Regions from separate parts of the Homo sapiens genome. Here region 2 is linked to region 1. Evidence: chromatin loops called from intact Hi-C (ENCODE). Cell type or tissue: CD4-positive, alpha-beta T cell. All regions are shown on one strand. Links, peaks and the distances in the headings refer to the core of each region. The heading gives the core; the rest is flanking DNA.

Region 1 (5,262 bases), core at 263-5,262:
TTCTCAGTGTTTGGGAATGTCTTCTTCTTGTGCCAGGCTGTAGCTGACAGAACCCAGGTGGCCACAGTTTGAGGAATGTGCCATAGCACGTCCTGCTTTCTTTCTAGACCTGGCCTGAGCCTGCACCCAGAAGGGCACCAGCAGCCCTTGCAGTTTCCCCAGCTTTGCTATTATGTGCTAGTGTCACCATTGATAAATAATTTTCAAGACTTACTAGAAAAATTTTCAAGGCTTTGCCTCTTCCATAAATTTATAGAAACTCGCTTTATGGTGTCCGAGGGTTGGCATGGATTCTGCTAGGCACAGGCAGAGAGCAGCCTTGAGAGAGAGGGCTCAGGTCAATAGGGGAGGCTATAGCTTAGGGACCTGCTACTCTCACTACCACTGGTTTTGCTTCTTAAGAGAGACTCATGGCTGGGCACAGTGGCTCACGCCTGTAACCCCAGCACTTTGGGAGGCCGAGGCGGGCGGATCATGAGGTCAGGAGTTCGAGACCTGCCTGGCCAACATAGTGAAACCCCGTCTCTACTAAAAATACAAAAAAGAAAAACAAAATTAGCCAGGAGTGGTGGCGGGTGCCTGTAATCCCAGCTACTCGGAGGCTGAAGCAGGAGAATTGCTTGAACCCAGGAGGTGGAGGTTGCAGTGAGCCGAGATCGCACCATTGCACTCCAGCCCAGGCGACAATGGGATACTCCATCTCAAAAAAAAAAAAAAGAGACTCCTTCTGGAGTCAGTGGCACAGAGTGGGTACTTCACGGAGCCCCAAGATGGGAGGATGAGCTCCCAGCCTCGTTGGCCCACGATGAACACCAGGGTCAACCTAACTAGACAGTCAGAGCTTTGTTCCTTGAGCATCCCAGAGTGGGGACAGTTGTTCCTTGGTTTACAAAAAACATGTCTCCTTTGTGGAAAATTTCAGAAAGTACATGTTAGTCGAAATAACTCCATAAAGAGAATTAAAGTCCAGGGGCCTCCGAGGATGAGTAAAAGCCTTTTGAGTGTTTCCCTAGTGATCAGTCAGATGGAAATTGGAGCCCTAGCTCTTCCACAGACTACTTAGCCTTTCTGATCCATTTTCTCTCGTAAAATGGGATAATAGTCTTCTATGGGGCTATTTCGAAAATTAAACCTTAGCAAACGTAAAGCACCTAGCCCAGTGGCAGCGTCCACCCAAGGAGCATGGGTACTTATGGGGAAAGGAAGGTGGGATTTCAAGGGTGGAGTCTAAATGGTGTTTGTGCATTTCTGACACTTAAATCATCTGTACCATATTTTGCATCTTAGGAATTCCTTGCTTGAAGTAACTCCGTATAAAAACCCAGATTTAACAAACAGGGGAGTGATTATTCACTTTGCTAGATAATTTAGTATAGTGTTACTTAAAATAGCTCCCTTAGTACACTTCAGTTATTTGATGCATAGGATTGATTTATGCATGGTTTTTTTAAGGATGCATCTGCTGCTGAACGTGCGGTGCCCTTATACTGACTTTTAAAAATCAATCTTTTGCCAAAACCCTAAAAAGCAAGTTGACATTCAAAGGCATCGAGTGAAATCTTCTTTGTGGTTTTTATTCTCCCCGCAGAGCTGGGTAGGAAGACATTTGCTCATTTTTGTGACAGATAAGGCTGAGCTTCTCCTGTCTCCAGTGGTGTGCTAGGTGCTAGATGCAGGAGGAATGAGACCTTATCTCTCGGGAGATCCTGCTCCAGTGGGGAAGGGAGGCGAGGGTGCCCCCAAAGCGGCCTCCCTCGCAGCACTGACTGGCTTCCCCTTTGATCTCTCCCTCCCAGTGCTGAACGCCTTCAAGTATCCCTTGCTGATCGGCGTCGGTCTGTCCACGGTCATCGGGCTCCTGTCCTGTCTCATCGGGTACTGCAGCTCCCACTGGTGTTGTAAGAAGGAGGTTCAGGAGACACGGCGCGAGCGCCGCAGGCTCATGTCGATGGAGATGGACTAGGCTGGCCCGGGAGGGGAGTGACAGAGGGACGTTCTAGGAGCAATTGGGGCAAGAAGAGGACAGTGATATTTTAAAACAAAGTGTGTTACACTAAAAACCAGTCCTCTCTAATCTCAGGTGGGACTTGGCGCTCTCTCTTTTCTGCATGTCAAGTTCTGAGCGCGGACATGTTTACCAGCACACGGCTCTTCTTCCCACGGCACTTTCTGATGTAACAATCGAGTGTGTGTTTTCCCAACTGCAGCTTTTTAATGGTTAACCTTCATCTAATTTTTTTTCTCCCACTGGTTTATAGATCCTCTGACTTGTGTGTGTTTATAGCTTTTGTTTCGCGGGGTTGTGGTGAGGAAGGGGTGATGGCATGCGGAGTTCTTTATCTTCAGTGAGAATGTGCCTGCCCGCCTGAGAGCCAGCTTCCGCGTTGGAGGCACGTGTTCAGAGAGCTGCTGAGCGCCACCCTCTACCCGGCTGACAGACAACACAGACCTGTGCCGAAGGCTAATTTGTGGCTTTTACGACCCTACCCCACCCCCTGTTTTCAGGGGTTTAGACTACATTTGAAATCCAAACTTGGAGTATATAACTTCTTATTGAGCCCAACTGCTTTTTTTTTTTTTTTTTTTGCTTCTCTGCCCCTTTTCCATTTCTTTTGTATTTGTTTTCTGTGAGAGCACTGAAATGGCAGCCCTGGAATCTACAATTTGGCTCTCCACTGAGCACCTTATCTTGCCACCTTAGCCTTAAGAATGAATATGAAGAAAAATACACAGCCACCTCTGTCCAGGGCAGTAAGAAGGGCTGCAAGGAAGGGGAGGATGGGGACAAGGAAAGGATCAGATACCTGCTCCAGTAGTTGTGAGGCCACTGTGTCTCAGGGGACTCCAGGAGGAGCAGAAGAGGGATCCCACGAAGTTATTCTTACGCAGCTGGGGCCAGGAGGGTCAGAGTGGTGCCAGGTGCAAGTTAGGCTAAAGAAGCCACCACTATTCCTCTCTCTTGCCCATTGTGGGGGGCAAAGGCATTGGTCACCAAGAGTCTTGCAGGGGGACCCACAGATATGCCATGTCCTTCACACGTGCTTGGGCTCCTTAACCTGAAGGCAAATTGCTACTTGCAAGACTGACTGACTTCAAGGAATCAGAAATTACCTAGAAGCACCATGTTTTTTCTATGACCTTTTCAGTCCTTCAGGTCATTTTAAGGTCCACTGCAGGGGGTTAGTGAGAAAGGGTATACTTTGTGGTATGTTTTGCTTTCCTAATAGGGACATGAAGGAAACCCAGCAATTTGCTGTTATGTGAATGGCCTGTAGAGCAGAGTCAAGAGCGGTGTGCTTTGCCCGACTGCTCCCATCAGGAATAGGAGAGTAGACAGAGATCTTCCACATCCCAGGCTTCTGCTGCTGCTTTAAAAGCTCTGTCCTTGGAGCCTCCCGCTCCCTGAAGTGTCTCGCCCCCTGCACAGCACTGGCCTTTCGGAAGCATCCCAGTAGGGTTTTCTGAGGCTCGCTGGTGACTCATGCCCTAATTGCAATCCTCTGCTTTTATCTTGACTTTGAAGGATCTAACACTGCTCTCTCTTCCAAAGGGGAAAAAAAGATTCATTTGTTTTGAGCAATAAACTAATACAAAATGATGGCCATTCATGTGCAGCTCTTTGTCACCATGGGCCGGATGAGTTGTGCTCCTCCTGGCTCACCATTTCCCCCTGCTCCCCCACAGCCGGTTCTGCACTTATCACCGAGTCGCCCCTGGAAGCAGATTCCCATTGAGTTTTCCCCACCAAGGGGACCATGCACATGGTAGAAACATTAGATTCTGCATTGACAGTAGCCTTTCCTTGGCCCGGGCCTGTGGTGGGAAGACGGGCAACAAGTATACCCCACCAGGGCCTGAGTGACTAGAGGAAGAGGACGAGGCCTTGTTGGCACTAGATTTGGGTATTTTCTGCATGTCATAACATATCCTAACTGCTATTTCAGAAGAGGCAGCTTGTAGGTGATTGTACAAGTGAGAATTAAAGAGAGAACAGATATTTAAACAGGTGCTGTATTAGTAACAGCCAGTGCCCTTTCAGCCCTTGCATCTATTAAAAGGAGATTCAGGATTTTATTGGCACAGGCCCTTCTTAGTAGGAAGAAAGGGTGCTTAGCTTTGGACCTGACCGGGTGTGTGTAAAACCATGGACTGAGTCACAGCAGACACTCGATGGTGGTAAATGTGATGGGTGCTTACACACTGTACCTTTTCCTTTCATACTGATGCTGCAGTTCAGGGCTGGAGTTGTTAAGGCATTGACCTCCACCCACCTGCCCCATGTCCACTGGGCTGCCCAAGCTGCATGTCACCTGAGGGCTGGCAGGAAGGGGCGAGAAATCCCAGGGCATTGTACCAAGGACCTAGTTCCTTCTAGGGATATAAATTTCCAGGAATGTGTATTTTTAATGTGGTGAGATGCACTCTTTTGTTGTACCAAATAGGGCTCCCCACCCCACCCCTGCGACAAGTGCTCTTCTAGAACAGGTTCCTACCAGCAGCACTGGTGTGAATGAAAGAGAGACCCAGCCGCGTCTCACACAGGTGGAATTGCACTTCTTAACAAAAAGGAACTTTATAAAAGTTTGGGATTTTTTTTCCTAATCATAAAAATAGCCCCAGAAAGAGCCTAAGCTATGTTCAGATAGAAGCCTCGAAATTCCTGTAAATTGTTTACTTTATGATGTTTACATACACGTTTCACTTTGAAAAAAAATGCAAATCGACTTTTTAACAACTGTTGAGATGTTTCATGGGACAGTAGAACTCTGACTCACCAACTGGGCTAAATTTTAATTTAAAAATGTATTTATTTGAGTGTCTTTCCCCCCCTCACCCTCACCATCTGAGGGGCTCCCTGAGATCTTGGTAGAGGAGGCCCCTCCTGCCCAGACCTTCGTTTGTTTCCCCGGTGGCCCTTGCTTCTTGCTTTGCAGACTGCCTGCAGCCATGATTTTGTCACTGACATCTGTGAGCCAAAGACTGAGCCTTTTTGGCAGGAATAATAAGCAATACTACACAACTTGCTACTTTCAGAAAACTTTTTTTTAGCTTCACCGATGACAACAGAGGAAGAAGGGAACTGGGATTTGGGTAAGTTCTCCTCCACTGTTTGACCAAATTCTCAGTGATAAATATGTGTGCAGATCCCTAGAAGAGAAAACGCTGACTTTCTTTTTAAGTGTGGCACATAAGGATCTGCAGAATTTTCCGTAGACAAAGAAAGGATCTTGTGTATTTTTGTCCATATCCAATGTTATATGA
Region 2 (5,490 bases), core at 180-5,179, 53 kb before region 1:
ATCCATTTCCCATGGATATCAGAAGGAGGTGGAAAAGCATAGATAAATGAAGTGTAGTCTTCATTGCCTTGTCTTTCTTAATGATTCCTCATGGTTGGCAATAGCACTTATTTAAATAAACATTGCAGGAGTAGTTGTTTACTTTGAAGAACTTGCCTTTTTCTACCTGTCCCCATCGATTCCACCTGATAGAAGAAAGTCGAAGGCATTTAATTACTTTCTTGAGTATTCCAGAGGTAGGGAAATGGTAATCGGGAAACAATTAACTCTTGGTTGTTAATTTTCTACTGCTGAGAAGTCAGAGCAGAGGACTTCTAAAAGTCCCTCCTGTATGATTTTGGAATAAAGTTCTCTGCACCATTTTTGAGTATAAATATGCGTGGTGTTAAAGTTGGTATCACTTAAAATAACAAAGGTAGTACATCAGAAAAATTTTTGAAGAAATTTTTAACAATCCAGTTTCTTCTATTCTCTCATCTGTCTACTTCACATTGAAAATATATAATATTTCTTCTTTCAGTGACTCATTTCTGTGTTACTTTGCTGCCTATCTTGGTTCCATTGCCCATGGAGAATATGAAATATAGGGAATTTTAAGCTGTTTCTTTTTCCTACTCAGATTAAAGACAAAAAATCAACAGAGGATGATAATATATAATGCAATTGAAGGCAAACGAAATCCGACCTATCTTTGGCTTATGCTGCACTATCAAGTTTGGGTTTGAGTCCCTCACGTTATAGCTGTTATGACCTTCAGGAGGTTATTCAACTTCTTTGATTCTCAATTTCCTCATATCTGTGATAGGGGTGGTAATAGCTACCTTATGGTTGTCTTCTGTGGATTAAGACAATTTGTGGATAGTGCCTGGCTCAGTCAGTCAGTGCATGCCATGTAAGAAACACTGTACATTATTATTCTTCCTCTTACTCGATTCTAATATTGTTGTGGAGAGAGACTGGGAGACTTGATAGTAAATCAAACTGAATACATCATGAAATAAATACTATGAGAAATGCTTATATGATTTTAGCTGAAATTATGGGGTCTTTGATTAATCAAGTATTTTTTATTCTACCCTCCCCCTCCCCCACCAATTAGCTTGTTATTCAGTCTTTCATTTTTGTGGTTACTCTAGAGATTAGAACACGTATCAGTGATCTGTTAGTGTTTACTAGTGATCCTTTTACCACTTCCAGGATAATGAAAGACCTTACAACATTTAAGCTCCAATGTATTCCACCCCTCCCCTCACTTTTTCTGCTATTGATGTCATATGTTTTAATTATGTATATATTTTGAATTCCAGAAGACATTACTAATATTGTATTTATAGTCAATATTCAGTAGGTTTACCCACATAGTTATTCTTTCTGTTGCTCACTTTGCCTTCTCACATTTCCATGATTTCAACTGGGATTATGTTCCCTCTATTTGAAGAACCCCCTTTAGTACTTATTTTTGGTGCAATTAATTCTTTTTCCCTTGTTGAGAATTGGTTGAAAGCATGTTTATGTTGCCTTCCTATTTGAGGATTTTTTTTCTCTGTATAGAATCCTAGGTTGGTGGTTACTTCCTTTCATCACTTTAAAGATGTCATTCTGTGGTCTTCTCATGAGCATCATTTCCGTTGAAAGTTAGCCATCAGTTGTATTCCTGTTCCTTTCTCTGCCTTTCAGTAGTTTTGCTATGATTTACCTAGGTGTGGTTTTATTTGTATTTATTCTGTTTATGATACATATCTTATCTTGCATCTGTGGCATGATGTCTTTTGTTGGTTTAAGAAAAATCTTAGCCATTATCTCTTCAAAAATTATGCCTAATTCTACTACAGTCTCTCCCTGTCCTTCTGGGCCTCTGTGACACATATGTTTGGCCTTTTTACTGTGTCTCATAGATTCTTGTCTGGCTTTTTTAGTTCTTTTTTATACCCTGGGCTTCAGTTTGGATAACTTTTACTGACTTTTGTTTTATTTTGTTTTGTTTTTGTGATTGTTTTGTTTTTTTTTGAGACAGGGTCTTACTGTGTTGCCCAGGCAGGAGTACAGTGGCACAGTCATGGCTCACTGCAGCCTCCATCTCCTGGGCTCAAGCAGTCCTTCCACCTCAGCCTCCTGAGTAGCTGGAACTACAGATGTGTGCCACCATGCCTGGCTAATTTTTTCTGTTGTTGTTAGAGACAGGGTCTCACTATGTTGCCCAGGCTGATCTTGAACCCCTGGGCTCAAGCAGTCCTCCTGTCTCAGCCTCCCAGTGTGCTGGGATTATAGGCGAGAACCACTGTGCCTGGCTGCTGACTTCTTCTGTGCTGCATCTAATCTGCTGCCAAACCTATTTATTGACCTCTTAATTTCGGATATTGTATTTTTTTTTTTAGTTCTAAAATTTCAATTTGATTGTTTCAATATATTTCAGTTTGGGTGAAATCCTGTTTTCTATTTCTTTAGTAAATTAATTATAGTTAGTTTACAATCTGTGTCTGATAAAACCAATATCTGGATCCCTGGAGGTCTGTTTCTATTGTCTTATTTTTTCTCTTTTGTTTTTGTTTATTTGGTTCTGTCATCTGGAATACCTGGTAAGTTTTAATTGAACACTGAAAAATTGTAGTGGCTTTGTATGATGTCATCTTCTATCTGAGAAGATTTACTTTTTTCCTAACAGGCCAGTAGAGTAAGAGAAGCTCATCTTTATCCAATGAGGAATTGAGATGCTTTGAGACTGTCTTTTAGTCTTGATGAGAGCTAGTTGCTTTTTCCGCTTTGCTCTTATTCCAAGAGCATAGCCCTTCCAGGATTGTAACTGAGAATCTGAGTGTTTACCACCTTCCTTTGTGGACTCAGAATTCTAGTTTTTGTTTCCCCGTATTGTGAAATGGTCAAAAATTTTACTTAACCTTTAGCCCCCTAGTGTTTATTTTCTGCTTAGCTTCTCAGCCACTTACCACCTCCCCATACCCTTCAATGTATCTTTCATGTCAGTTACCTTGAGGGGAAAACAATGTAGTATGTCAAGCTCACTTCTCTGCTGTTGCCTTTTTTTCGTAGGATCTTGCTCCTCAAACTCTGACCTTCTTAGTATCCTTGAACTTCAGTTGTCTTCTTGGCCCCACAAGGTGCTGGAAGCTCTGAGTTACTTACTTCTACTTGCTTTCTAGCCTGCACCACTTAAAAATAGCAAATATCTGAAGAGAAAAGGCAGTGGGTATTGTTGAGTCCACTTCAGTATCTTTCTGTGATCTTGGACCCTTGAGCCTGGCTGCCTTGATTGCTCACCACTGCATTCAGTTAGCTTTTATCTATCTTTTATGGTTTCTGTAGTGGGAGTGAGGGTGGGGGCAGGGGGTGGGGAGTGATCTGATATTAGCTACTCTATGATAGCAAAAAGCAAAAATCTAAAAGTAGAAATCTCAATTATTGGTCTTTTGAAATTTAAACTCTGCTTACCACCCCCAAATATTTGAGTCAACTTCCAATGAAATACACATACATATACGTAAACACTGCATGAAGGTGATAGTTAAAGTGCCCTTATTTTGTCTTGGGTATCAAAGGTACTCTGAGGCTGTGGTAACTGCCCCGAGAGGTAAGAGAAACCTGTGTAGTTCCTGTTTTTTTGAAAGAATGTACAATGGTCCATCAACAGGTATTTTTTTTTCTGGTATTAAATTTTAATGGAATTTTATTATGTGAATTTTTGTGTCATTGAACAACCCAGTAGTGTCCTCAATAGGACTTTTAAGGCTGATAAATGTTTTTCGTATGAAGGTTTCTTATATTGACTCCTGAAAACAAATGAAGCCATAATTCAAGATTGTTACTTAGTAGCGGCATTTTTATGGGGAACTAAACTAATACAGTTCAGGTAAAGAAGTGTTTGGGACCTTCAGTTTGAAACACTGGTAGAACTTGGAAAAATAGAGGAAAACTTTCTTTTCCTCTTTTTCCCTCAGTTATCAACTGTTACAAAAGGTTTTGACAAAAATTGGCAACATGTGGCTATGTAGATATTCTTTTTGATTTGAAAAGAGCCATATGCTCTATTTTTTCCAAGTTATATTTATTTTTAAATATCATTAGCTGTTATTTAACAATATTACAAGAAATCTGTGCTAAATACCAGATTGCTTGGTGGCAATTTGAAATTCTGTTACCAAAATTTAAGATCTTGATTTGCATGGATGAGGGGACATCCTAGTTCTGCATGCAAGACAGTGCTCAGGTTTATATCTTTTCGGATTAGAATTTGATCTTTCAAGCATCTGTTCATATCTGCTTTACTTTTCCCAGTGGAGCTATCATATAGCCAATGTTGAAGGTACTTTTGCAGGTTGAGTTGGAACATGAAGGAAGGAGTACCTAAGTGATCCTAGGGGAGTTGGGGAAGGCTTCACAGAGGAGGTGGTGCTGCAGCTGCTTCTTACAAGAGGGTGAAGAGATGGATGAGAGGGTATTCCAGGTGATGGAGGCATGAAAGCAGAGGCCATGAAGCACCAGAGAGTATGGCATTTCCAGAAAGTGAAGAGATGTTTGTTTTGTGGGATAGAAGCATCAGAGAGTGGGAGAACAGTTGGAGATGAAGCTAAAGTGGTATCCATGAGCCAGATCATGAGTGGTCTTGTATGTCTTTTATTCATTCATTCATTCATTTAACAAATATTTATTGAACAACTACTATTTTACCAGGTCCTGTTCTAGGCACTGTCATTCAGCAATGGACAAAACAAAAATCACTACTCATATGGAACTTACATTCTACTGGGGAAAAAAGAAAAAGAAAACAAATAATAGTGAAAACATAAATGTTCATAAAGTATTTTAGTAATAATTGATAAGGAGAAAATTTGGCAGGAGCAAGAATGGGGATGTGCCACTTTAGGGTGCTCAGGAAAGGCCTCATTGAGAAGGTGACATTAGAATATGGATCTGAAGCTGGTGAAGGAGCTAGTGGGATGAATGTCTGAGAGTGTCCTGGGTTGAGGAAATGTGCAAGGGCCCTGAGGTTGCAGTAGGTGAAACCTTGGGAGCAGAGCATGGCTGGAGTATAGTGGAGGAAGAGGAACAGACAGGAAGTCCAAGAAACAAAAACGGCCAGGTCCTGTAAGGATTGCCTCTATAAGGATTTCAGCTTTCATCTGAATGAGATGGGAAGTGATTGGAGACCTTTGAACAGAGTAAGATATAACCCAACTTAAATTTTTCAAAGATCACTTTGCTGTATTGAGACTAGAGAACAAGAATGGAAGCCAGGAGAACAGTAAGGGACACTGCAGTAATGCAGATGAGACGGGTGCTGGCCGGGGCCAGGGTGACAGCACTGGGGGTGGCTGATGGGTTGATTTTGTCCTATAGGTGATAAGGAGCCATTAAAGACTTGATCAGTGAAGGGACATCGGATTTGTATGTGGAAAATATGATTTTGGCAGCCCTGTGGAAGGATTGGAGAGTTCAGACAAGGAGATGAATCAGTTTCTAAAGCTCTGATCACTAAGG

The links. Hi-C counts contacts between places; a loop is a spot of excess contacts. Peaks named below come from ENCODE experiments on the same cell type or tissue, not always from the same donor. Only the 100,000 strongest peaks of a DNase experiment are listed, where the experiment ranks them.
Region 2: a loop joins it to region 1, with 2.2 times the contacts of the local background. A loop is called at or near these places in 5 of 110 quality-filtered maps.

The regions. Positions count from the first base shown.
Region 1 is chr1:116,985,005-116,990,266 of GRCh38, forward strand. It overlaps PTGFRN (prostaglandin F2 receptor inhibitor), which reads left to right. Exons shown (of 9, transcript NM_020440.4): 9 at 1,797-5,262. The coding sequence ends at 1,963. Among named protein-coding and RNA genes, the nearest start is that of CD101, 14 kb to the right of the region's middle. RefSeq lists an enhancer at 5,077-5,262. In CD4-positive, alpha-beta T cell, for the core only: no CTCF peak of the experiment used is centred there; DNase peaks (open chromatin) are centred at 1,907 and 2,387; H3K4me3 peaks cover 1,104 bases; H3K27ac peaks cover 1,317 bases.
Region 2 is chr1:116,932,157-116,937,646 of GRCh38, forward strand. The region is part of intron 1 of PTGFRN (prostaglandin F2 receptor inhibitor); the gene reads left to right. Among named protein-coding and RNA genes, the nearest start is that of PTGFRN, 25 kb to the left of the region's middle. In CD4-positive, alpha-beta T cell, for the core only: a CTCF peak has its summit at 2,899; DNase peaks (open chromatin) are centred at 1,635 and 2,915; H3K27ac peaks cover 404 bases.